2 separate regions of the Homo sapiens genome follow, and region 2 is linked to region 1. A link is an interaction called in ENCODE POLR2A ChIA-PET data of the cell type or tissue named here. Cell type or tissue: GM12878. All regions are shown on one strand. Each heading gives the region's core, and the rest is flanking DNA. Links, peaks and the distances in the headings are about the cores only. Region 1 holds the start of SUN2 (Sad1 and UNC84 domain containing 2). Region 2 holds the start of APOBEC3B (apolipoprotein B mRNA editing enzyme catalytic subunit 3B).

Region 1 (5,311 bases), core at 1-5,000:
TCAGGTCTAGACACCCGAATTCAAAGTCCCCGACTGCCAACATGGGGAGTCTCAACGTTAGTGCCTCTGCTGGCCCGTACAACAAAGTCACTTGGGAATTCCTAGCACTTGCTTGTGACTTTTGATCACTTCTAATATTCCTGGTTGATACTTAAATGACCAGTTCTCTGGGTTGTGTGGTGAGTATAGAAGTCCACTTCCCAACCCAGGCTGCAGAAACCCGAAGGTCTGGTTAGTCCAGCTAGAAAGTCCTCCTCTGAAAAACAAGCAGCCTCATGTCCTGGCCTTGTTGGCATCTTCCCAGGTCAGACGCCCATCTGGCATCCCCTCTACTTTTAGCTGGTGTTGGAAAAGGGACCGATTGGTAGTAGGAAAAGCAGGAAGTTGGCCTGGGTCCTTGTCTCTATTCCTGTCCTTATAAGGTAATCTCCCCTCCCCCCTCCCTGCCCCGCCCGTACGGTCCCTACCTGAAGGCTCCAGCTGCCCACACAGGGACTCCTCTTAGCCTCTGTCCTGCTGAAGGAGGTGACACCTTTGCCCAGGGCAGAAACAAGGCAACATGTTTATACCATACCCAAGCTGCCGCTGGGAAGAACTAAATATTCTGATGGAGGTTGAGCGGGGAGTGCTGAAAACTGTCAGCACCCGCCTCCGCCCTCCCAGAACTCCCAGAGATGCCTCTCAGTCTTTCCTGCGGCATCCTGGCATCACAAAACAGTTTACCATTGAGTCTGGGTTTCACAAGATGAAAAAGGTCGAGGCCCCATTCTCCAAAACAAGAAGTGAGCCTCTGGGAGCTGAAATCTACTACTGCGAATCATAATAGACACCACCCCCGCCCCACCTCCTCCCTAACAATCAGTTAGGAAACGCTCATCGGAAAGCATCCTTCCCCACTTCTCAGCTGGGCGACTTCCTTTCTCAATTCCGCCCTTCCCCATCACAAACATCTCCATCCATCTTCAGACTTAAACCAGATCTGGGGCATCTTCCTCGTGACATTTCCACTCCCTGGGCACAGCCAGGCCACACGCCCTTGTGGGACCTGCCAAACGCCCGGTGCTAACTCCCTCTGCCCTCATTCCCACAGGCCAAACCTGCAGAAATTGTCACCAAAGGCGCGCCTCCTGGCTCTCTAAGTCACACCGCGCCCCCCATTGCTTTGTTTTGTTTTGTTTTAGAACTGAACAAAACGGGCCTTCCTCTGAGGCCCTGAGTTCTGACAGGCAGAGGCTGGGAACTGCCTGTCCCTGGAAACGGCCTGTCTGGCACAAAACCCGTAGGCGCTGCCCGGGGCCGGGTTGGGGCAGTCGGCCTTTGCCCTCCTCCTCCCGGGAGGCTGCCCGGGAAGTCCCGCCCGCAGACACCGCCCTCCCGGCTGACCAGTGGCGCGGCAGGCGGGGCGGGGGCCAGGAGGTGAGTCAGGGCGCGGGCCGCGGACCCGGGTGGAGGCTGGATCCGGCCCAGCACGTCCCGGAGAGGAGGAAGCAGGCCTGGCGGCGCGGCCCCGCCCGAGTGGCCCGACGGTGACCCGGGGTCAGGCCGGGCCGCGGCCCCCCAACCCTCTCCTGAGCTCGCCCGCACTCACCTGCTGCCGCGGCGGCTTCTAGCCCGGCCGGGGGCGTCCGAGGCCAGGCCGCCGCCGGGGCGCGCCCCCTTTCCGCGTGGGGATCCCGCGGGCGGCGCTCCGCTCAGGGCGACACAGCGGCCGGGCCCGGGGCGCGCGGGCACGCGAAGAGCGGCGACGCGGGACAAGGCGGGCGGGCGGACAATGCGGCCGGCGGAGGCCCGCGCTGCGCGAGTGGGGCCGGGCGGCGCGCGTGTGGCCGACTCTGTATGTGTGCGCCTGTCAGTCAACGCTGACAGGCCGCAGCCCATTGGTCAGGCCCCGCCGGCCGTCACCGCCCACCGCCGCCACCCATTGGCCGGTTTGAACACAAAGCCCCGGCTCGCCCCGCCCTCGCGTGGGCCCCGCTGCCCTGCGCGCTCAGCCTAGGAGTCCGCGCGTGGGAGGCGCTGGGCGGGCGGGGACCCCGGGCTGCGGGAGGACGCGACGGGAGCCTGTGCTGGGGCTCGGGCTCAGCAGGGCACTGGACTCCCGATCTGGCGGCTCAGAACACCTGAGACAGCTCTGAGCGCTCCCACGCGCGCCTGCAGCCTGGTTCACCAGGCCGGCGTCCGAGGGGAGGGTGGGAGCCCTGGGAGCGGCAGCGCGCGGGTGGCCCTTGGTGCACTCTCGGTGAGGCTGTCGAGGGCTTGCTCAACACCCGGCACCAGTGCCGTTGTCCTCTTAGCCGGCCATTTCTACACCCATTTTTCAGACAAGGAAACAGGTTGCTAATTTGGGGATTCCAGACATGCTGGGAGGCCCTGCCTCTTCCCAAGCTTTACCCAGAGCACCCAAGTTTCACGACAGCTCTTCTATTTTTTGTTTGTTTTAAACAGATTTTCTATTTTATTTAAATAGAGACGAGATCTCACTATGTTTGCCTAGGCTGGTCACGAACTCCTGAGCTCCAGTGATTCTCCCGCCTCGGCTTCCCAAAGTACTAGGATTACAGGTATGAGCCACCGCGCCCGGCCAGCTCTTCTGTTTTAAGGACGGTGCTTGCTGCACTTGAGCTGTGGGAAGGCAGGGCTGGCCACTCATTCTTCTACCTTACTCAGACTTGGAACGAGTGCTCAGCGTTTGAGTAAAATGCTGCCTGACTCCGGGGGTCCTGTTCCTTGGCTCCCCATCCGCCAACTGTACAGATAGAGCAGGTGCACAGCTTGGGATGAATCTCTTTCTGTGCCAGCCCTTCTAAGGGCAGATGAACAGTCGTTATTTTACTTTTAAAGTACCAAGAGGAAACGAGACAAGAATGACAAAATCACCGAGGCAGGAACAGGAAGGCTGTGGGGTCGGAGGATTGAGGAAAGGCAAAACCCTCATGCTAAAGCGGCTTCAGCCCAACTCCAGACAAGAACAGTCCCCTTTCCTGGGCCTCCATTGCCTGCTCTGGAAAGAGAAGAGTCTCCTGCTCTTCCACCCTCCTGGAGACCACGGTGCTGGCCATTATCACTCCTAGGTTTAGACTGCAAGCTCTTTGAGGACATGGACAAGCTCTCCAGAGCCTGGTACCGAGCCTGGCTCTGGTCTGAGTGTCTGCTGGATGGAGCAATGAAAGGAGAATTCAAATCAGACGTAGGGGCAGCATCCAGGTAGGGGAAGGGCCTCTCTGACTCCTCATCTCTGGGATGCGCAACTCCAGAATTCTGTCCTAACCACTTCTATGGAGTTGCCACATCCTACCTCCTCCATTGCACAGCCTGCTTCCCCCTCTCCGGGGGTCCTGGCAGACAGGGGGGTCTGGCCTTGCTGGGGTCGGGGGGGAGTCCAGGTCCCCTCCCAGGATGTGCTGAGTGGATATGTGAGGCTCATGCCCACAGGCTGACTGAAGGCAGGCCCCTCTTAAACTCTGCATCCTCTGGGGGCTGGGAGCAGGCAGAATAATGGTCGCTACAGGAATTCGGTACTAATGCTTGGAATCTGTGACTGTTATCTACATGCAAAGACTTTGCAGATGTGACTAAAGATTTTGAAATGAGATTATCCTAGATTATCAGGGTGGGCCCTAAGTGTAACACAAGTAACCCTTTAAGAGAAAGATAGGGGCTGGGCACTGTGGCACACGCCTGTAATCCCAGCACTTTGAGAGGCTGAGGCAGGTGGATTGCTTGAGCTCAGGAGTTTGAGACCAGCCTGGCCAAATTAGTGAGACCCCCCCCCCCCACCACCCATCTCTAAAAAAGAAAAACAAAAAAAGAAAATAATTAGCTGGGCATGGTGGTGTGTACCTGTAATCCCAGCTACTCAGGAGGCTGAGGTGGGAGGATAGCTTGAGCCTGGGAAGTCAAGGCCACAGTGAGCCAAGATCAAGCCACCACACTCCAGCCTGGGTGACAGAGCAAGACTCTGTTTCAAAACAAACAAAAAACCAAAGAGAGGCAGAGAAGACGAGCAGAGGGCAATGTGACCATGGAGGAAGAGATTGGAGTGATGAAGCCACAAGCCAAGGAATCAGAATAATAATAAGTGTCCTGTGTGCCACACCAATGAGCTCTGTGGCCTTGGACAAGTCAATGGGGCTCTCTGGCCTTCATTTTCTCTTGCATGAGGGTCACATGGGCAAAGGACTTCTGAACTACTTCATCCCAAAGGGGTTTTATCACCATGATCTTTGCGGGGAGACGGGAGGAGGTTGGGCCCTTGGTTTGTCCTGGACCCATCATCTGTCAGGTGGGCTTCTCTGTGCTGCCAGAGAGCAGGGCCTCCCCTCTAACACCCCACGTGATGGTGGAATGTGCTGTGTGCCTGTCTGCCTCCCCCATGGACACTGGACAGTGACAGGTCGTGGTGGGTGTTCAGCGTCCTATGAACACGAGTTAAGGAAGAGCCTCCAGTCACCTGCCTGCAACCCAGGCCAGCTCCACATCTCCCTCCCTGCTGTCAGCATCAGTCAGCAGCCAGGGTGTCGGCGTCTGTCATTTAACCATCACAGGCAGGCCTTGGCGGGGGCGGGGGACTTTCATGTCAGGCATTCTGGCTGCAGGAACTCGCTTGGCAGCTGTCAGAGGGCGGTAACCTCAGGGGAGCTTGGCGACCGACCCTCCCTCCAACTCCCGGGGGCTGTTTCTCTGCACCCTTGGGGATCTGATGTGGGCTCCCTATTCCACCCCACCCAGTCTGGTGACAAAGGCTGCGTATTTACAGAATCTTTCATCCTAAGAGCTCAAAGAGCTCCATCACCAGGTGACAACCGCAGTTAAACTCATTTTATGGAAGAAGGCTACTCTGAGGAGTGCAGGCGTGGGATCCAGGTTACAAAGTGGGTCAGCTAGGGTGCCAGGAACACAACGTGGGTCCCTGACTGAGGGGGACAGTCTTAGGCATGCAGAGATTTGGCCAGACTCTTATGGGTGACTGTGCCTTAGTCACCTCTGTCCCCCACACCTATTACAGTACCTGGCTCCTAATAAATGCTCAATAAACGTTCATCGAGCGACTGCCTGACTGCAGCTTCCCAGTCTTAAATCACCAGCTCCCCAGTGTGGTTGCAGACGCAGATCTCCTGCAGGCCTCACCTGCACTCCTGGGGCCTCACCCCAAGGCCTCTCCTACTCCTGAGCCCTTACTCAGGCTGTGCCTCAGCCTGGAACGCCTTTCCTTGTTTCTCTGCCTGATGACATTCTAATCTTTTGGCCGGGTGCAGTGATGAATGCCTGGAATCCCAGCACTTTGGGAGGCCAAGGCAGGCAGATCCCCTGA
Region 2 (5,361 bases), core at 221-5,220, 230 kb after region 1:
TGCCCAGGACAGATAAAGACAGAGCAGCCTGTCTTTATTGGAGGTTCCTCTGCCAGCGGGAAGGGTCCGGGGAAAACCAGAGCCAGAGCCAGAGCCAGAGAAACATGAAGCACCCCGGGGCCTCCCACACCAATGCCTGAGCAGGAATGGGGAGGGGCCATGACTCATAAGGCCCTGGGAGGTCACTTTAAGGAGGGCTGTCCAACTGCAAGGACGCTGTAAGCAGGAAGTGAAACCACAGAGCTTCAAAAAAAGAGCGGGACAGGGACAAGCGTATCTAAGAGGCTGAACATGAATCCACAGATCAGGTACCGCTGCCCACTCTGCCTGCTGGGCCCCTCCTGCCCCTTCCTGCCTGGTGGTCCTGCTGGGCCTCAACCCTGGCCTCCCCCCGCCCCTGCCCCAGCCCTGGGCTCCCTCCCCTCTGGCTCCCCTGCCACACGAATCCCAGTCAGGCTCTTTGTCCTGCTGTGTGGTCACCCCACTGCTGCTTCTGAATGGGCTGCCTCCCCTACCTGCACCAGCCCAGGCCCCGTGCTGAGACTCTCCCTTAAAGTCATGCCCGGACTGGTGCTCCCCGCCCTGGGAGGGTGCTCCCTCTGTGTGCTTCCTGCCACTCCTGAGCTCAGAAACTGGGAGAATTGAACCAAAGGGTAATTGGAGCAATCAGGCATTTTTGTTCTCAGTGTTTTGATGAAATTTCTGTAAGAATTACTTTGCTTAAATACAAAGTCTTAGGAGAGGGTGCGGGGGTAGGAATGGTCTCTGAAGCACATGATAAATCGTGTCATCCAAGGATGACTCCATGGTGAGCAGATGTCCCCAGACAGGTTCCACTCCAAGGTCACTCTTCATCTTTTAGAACATGACCAGTGGTTGAGCGTGGTGGCTCACACTTGTAATCCCAACACTTTGGGAGGCCAAGGCGGGCGGATCATGAGGTCGGGAGTTTGAGACCAACCTGGCCCATATGGTGAAACCCCGTCTCTACTAAAAAACATACAAAAATTAGCCAGGCATGGTGGCGCATCTCTAGTCCCAGATACTCAGGAGGTTTAGGCAGGAGAATTGCTTGAACCTGGGAGGTGGAGGTTGCAGTGAGCTGAGATCATGCCACTGCACTCCAGCCTGGGCGACAGAGTGAGACTTCATCAAAAAAAAAAAGAAAGAACATGATCAGTAACATGGAATGTGAGAATGTGGGAAAAAAGTGCAATGATGAGGAGAAATGCTCTGATTTTAAAATTTAGTGAAAAGAGAGCCCAGTCCCCAACAGCTTTCTCCTACAGGATCCGTGATGCAGAGGCTGGACAGGGCTGGCCTGGAAAGGGGCCCCTGCTCCATCCGTCCCCAGCTCTGTGGCCTCGGCAGGTTACCCCGCCTCTCTGTGCCTCTGGCATCTCCTCTGTAAGATGGGAATGGCCCCTGCAGGCCTAGGGTAGCCTCACGTGAGCTCACACCCGCTCAGCACTTAGAAGAGTGGCCTGGGCCTCAGAATTCAGTTCTACCATGATTTTAAAATAATGTTAACACGCAGAGTGAAACATCAGGAAGGAATTGAGCTGAAAGGTTAAAAGCTATTTTTTAGGGGTGAAGGGTTTTATTCTCTTTTGCATTCTCCTAATGGGTTGGGGAGTGGGTTGGCAGAAATACTAGGAGGGTGGGGAATGTACCCCTGGAAAGGCCAGAGTTGGACCCGAGCTGGGAGAGATCACCCCAGCCCGCCTGCCAGCATCCCCTCCTCTTCCTCTCCCCTCAGTCTTCCTGCCTGGGAAGGCAGCAGAAATTCTCAGGGCTGTGGAGGGGTCGGGGAGGCCCAGGGCCATCCTGGGAGCTGTGTTCAGTGGACATGAGCCCCGAGGACTCCCGGGAGGGCTCCCTGCATGGGCCGGTTTCTCTCTTGTGCCTTCAGAAATCCGATGGAGCGGATGTATCGAGACACATTCTACGACAACTTTGAAAACGAACCCATCCTCTATGGTCGGAGCTACACTTGGCTGTGCTATGAAGTGAAAATAAAGAGGGGCCGCTCAAATCTCCTTTGGGACACAGGGGTCTTTCGAGGCCAGGTACCACCCAAACTTCAATCGAATCACAGGCAGTGTTGCAGGAATTAGAGGACTGGAGAGACTGATATGGGTGAGACAGGAGGATTTATTTAGGTGCACTGGTTCAGCAGACTCACATCCAAAAAGGCTGAGCCCTTAACAAAGACAGACTGAGGTATTTATAAGCAAACTTACAGAAGCAGAACAAAGGCGATTAATCAAACAGTGACAGGTCACATAATCTATAGCATAACAGATGACTTAGCATAACTTGGGGCCTTCTATAGCTGGTGGCCTTGCAGCTACATCAAAAGGAAAACAGGAACTGGCTAAATACAGACATTTGTAAAATATAGTTATAATGGTTCTGGAAAGGAGAGACAGTAAAGGAATTTGTCTTTTTTTTAAAAAATTTTTTTAAAATTTTCTTCAACCTTGCCCTGGAGGGGTGTGGGGGTGGTGTCTGGAGCCCATTCCTTTGGCCTTGACTTTTCAGGCAGTGTTATAACTGTCGTTGGAGTGAGCTGGCTAGGCAGAGGAAAACTTGTTCTTCTTTTCTTTTTAACCCTTGCTACAGTAGGACCTAAGCAGCTGGAAATGCAGAAAACACAACAATAAGTAAAATGCCCAGCACTGGGCTCTCAATTGTGTATTTTTCCCACATTTCTTTTTTCTCTTTTTTTCCTTTTTTTTTTTTTTTTTTTTTTCCGAGATGGAGTCTCGCTCTGGCACCCAGGTTGGAGTGCAATTGCACAATCTTGGCTCACTACAACCTCCACCTCTCAGGTTCAAGTGATTCTTCGGCCTTAGCCTCCCGAATAGCTGGGATTACAGAAGGCTGCCACCACGCCCAGTTAATTTTTTCTATTTTTAGTTGAGACTGGGTTTCACCATGTTGGCCAGGCTGGGGAATTCCTGACCTCAGGTGAGTCACCTGCCTTGGCCTCCCAAAGTGCTGGGGTTACAAGCATGAGTCACCGCACCTGGCCACTTCCCACAGTTCTGTTTTTTTGTTTTGTTTTGTTTTGGTTTTTTTTTAAGACTGAGTTTCACTCTTTGTTGCCTGGGCTGGAGTGCAATGACTCACTCTCAACTTCCACCTGCCAGGTTCAAGTGATTCTCCTGCCTCAGCCTGTGAGCTGAACAGTCACATGAGGGTGAAGGTTGTTGCCACAAGCTCAGGGGATGCTCCAGACAGAGTGGCCTGGGATGTCGAGTCACAGCTGCTCCATGCCACGGGGACAAGAGGAAGCAGGAGTTTAGTCTGACACACTGCCCTTCCAGATAGAGGGCAAGAGACAGAAAGAGGGGCTGAAGTCACCCTTGAATAACCACAGCAGTGGCACCCACAAAGGTGCAGTCCCCACAGCCTCATAGCCTCTTCTAGGTGCCACCTCTTAAGGCCATTACAATAGCCATTAACACTGAACGTGAGCTTTGGAGCAGACAATCACTCAAACTAAACAGGGGGGATGGAGGAAAGGAGCTTCAATGGCAAGATCCCCTGGGCTCCTGTCCTGGCCCCTCCTCTCCCTGCCCCACCCCTGCACTCCTCCTGCTCCCCCTCTCAGAGCATCCCCTGCCCCCTGCTCCTCTCCCAGGTGTATTTCAAGCCTCAGTACCACGCAGAAATGTGCTTCCTCTCTTGGTTCTGTGGCAACCAGCTGCCTGCTTACAAGTGTTTCCAGATCACCTGGTTTGTATCCTGGACCCCCTGCCCGGACTGTGTGGCGAAGCTGGCCGAATTCCTGTCTGAGCACCCCAATGTCACCCTGACCATCTCTGCCGCCCGCCTCTACTACTACTGGGAAAGAGATTACCGAAGGGCGCTCTGCAGGCTGAGTCAGGCAGGAGCCCGCGTGACGATCATGGACTATGAAGGTGAGAGGTGGAGGGGTCAGGGGAGCGTGAGCGGGAGGAACAGCATGAAAGATGGATGGATCTGCAATGCCATGGCTGGGGGTGTCCCAGGGCAGCCTGCAGGGGTGGGACTGGCACTGACTGCAACTGACAGCCAGGAGACCAGGCCTGGGAGGACAGGCCAGGGTCAGGGGAGAGCCTGACTGCTTCCCGCTTCTTCATCTCAGAATTTGCATACTGCTGGGAAAACTTTGTGTACAATGAAGGTCAGCAATTCATGCCTTGGTACAAATTCGATGAAAATTATGCATTCCTGCACCGCACGCTAAAGGAGATTCTCAGGTGAGGGTCTCCCTCTGGCCTCATCATCTCTCTCCTCTCACCTGCTCATCCTCCTGAGGCCTCCGTTGGCCTGGCCCTCCCGCCCTCCCTCTTGACCCACTGCCTGCCCTCATGGTCACACCACCTTCCCTTAACTCCTGGTGCTCCCTCCACACTGCCTCCTCCCTGCTTTCCTGGGCCCTTCCTGTGAGTAAGAGGCCCCTTCTGCCTCTAAGGCACCTGGGTCTTGGACTAGAGGAACAAACAGCAAGACAGGGTGGCCTGGGACACCAGCCGCTGCCCTTCTGTGACATGGGGACAAGAGGAGGCAAGAGCTCAGCCTTCCAGGGAACAACTCTGGGCAGGAGATGTGGAAGGAAGGAGCTCAGTGTGGGGGCACCCATGGCATCCTGGGGGGACATCTGAGGGCCACCCCCACCCGCTATTCCTCCCTCCAATGGTGGCCTCTGAGTGTGAAGGCATGGGGGAAGGCAGACACCTGCCCCTGACTCTCCCTCACTACCACATAGCTGCTGGGTGGCTGGGGACGGGGGGGGTCCCTGGGATGATTCCTGAGGGCAGGATCCAGGGGTCCCTCCAGATGTCCTCCCATCCAGGTGAGAAAGCAGCATAAAGTGAGGCTTGCACTCAGATGGGCCTGGGAGGTCACTCACAGCGCAGGTGTCTCCTGGAACAAGGGCCCTGGAAGATAGAAATAGAATCCAAACCCAGGACTAACATCAGGGCCAAGACAAGCCTGCCAGGGAGGCTGCACATGAAGCCCCAGATCAGGGACCACTGCCCGCTCTGCCCATGGGGCCTCTGCTGCCCTTTCCTGCCTGGTGGTCCTGCTGGGCCTCAGCCCTGGCCTCCCCCTGTCCCAGCCCCAGCCCTGGGCTCTCTCCCCTCCTGTTCCTCTGCCACCCCCACTCCCAGCCAGGCTCTTTGCCCTGTTGTGTGGTCGCCCCACTGCTGCTTCTGAATGGGCCACCTCCCCCACCTGCCCCAGGCCAGACCCCCTGCTGAGACTCTTCCCTGAAAGTCACCGCTGGGCTGGTGCTCCCTGCCCTGGGAGGGTGCTCCCTGTATATGCTTCCCACCATTCCTGAGCTCTGGAACTGGGAGAATTGAA

Evidence for each region. ChIA-PET counts read pairs that join two places held together with the same protein. Peaks named below come from ENCODE experiments on the same cell type or tissue, not always from the same donor. Only the 100,000 strongest peaks of a DNase experiment are listed, where the experiment ranks them.
Region 2: POLR2A ChIA-PET joins it to region 1 with 14 read pairs; 3 of 35 experiments call an interaction of 5 or more read pairs at or near these places.

What each region holds. Positions count from the first base shown.
Region 1 is chr22:38,754,175-38,759,485 of GRCh38, forward strand. SUN2 (Sad1 and UNC84 domain containing 2) reads right to left here and starts at 1,824. Exons shown (of 18, transcript NM_015374.3): 1 at 1,589-1,824. RefSeq lists enhancers at 638-707, 2,966-3,105 and silencers at 1,198-1,547, 1,658-2,207. In GM12878, for the core only: no CTCF peak of the experiment used is centred there; DNase peaks (open chromatin) are centred at 116, 523, 886, 1,897 and 1 weaker place; H3K4me3 peaks cover 3,491 bases; H3K27ac peaks cover 3,248 bases.
Region 2 is chr22:38,982,163-38,987,523 of GRCh38, forward strand. APOBEC3B (apolipoprotein B mRNA editing enzyme catalytic subunit 3B) reads left to right here and starts at 185. Exons shown (of 8, transcript NM_004900.5): 1 at 185-308; 2 at 1,913-2,069; 3 at 3,650-3,929; 4 at 4,136-4,250. The coding sequence starts at 292. RefSeq lists silencers at 319-368, 4,333-4,528 and enhancers at 2,567-3,766, 2,809-3,098. In GM12878, for the core only: no CTCF peak of the experiment used is centred there; DNase peaks (open chromatin) are centred at 2,256 and 3,099; H3K4me3 peaks cover 880 bases; H3K27ac peaks cover 2,028 bases.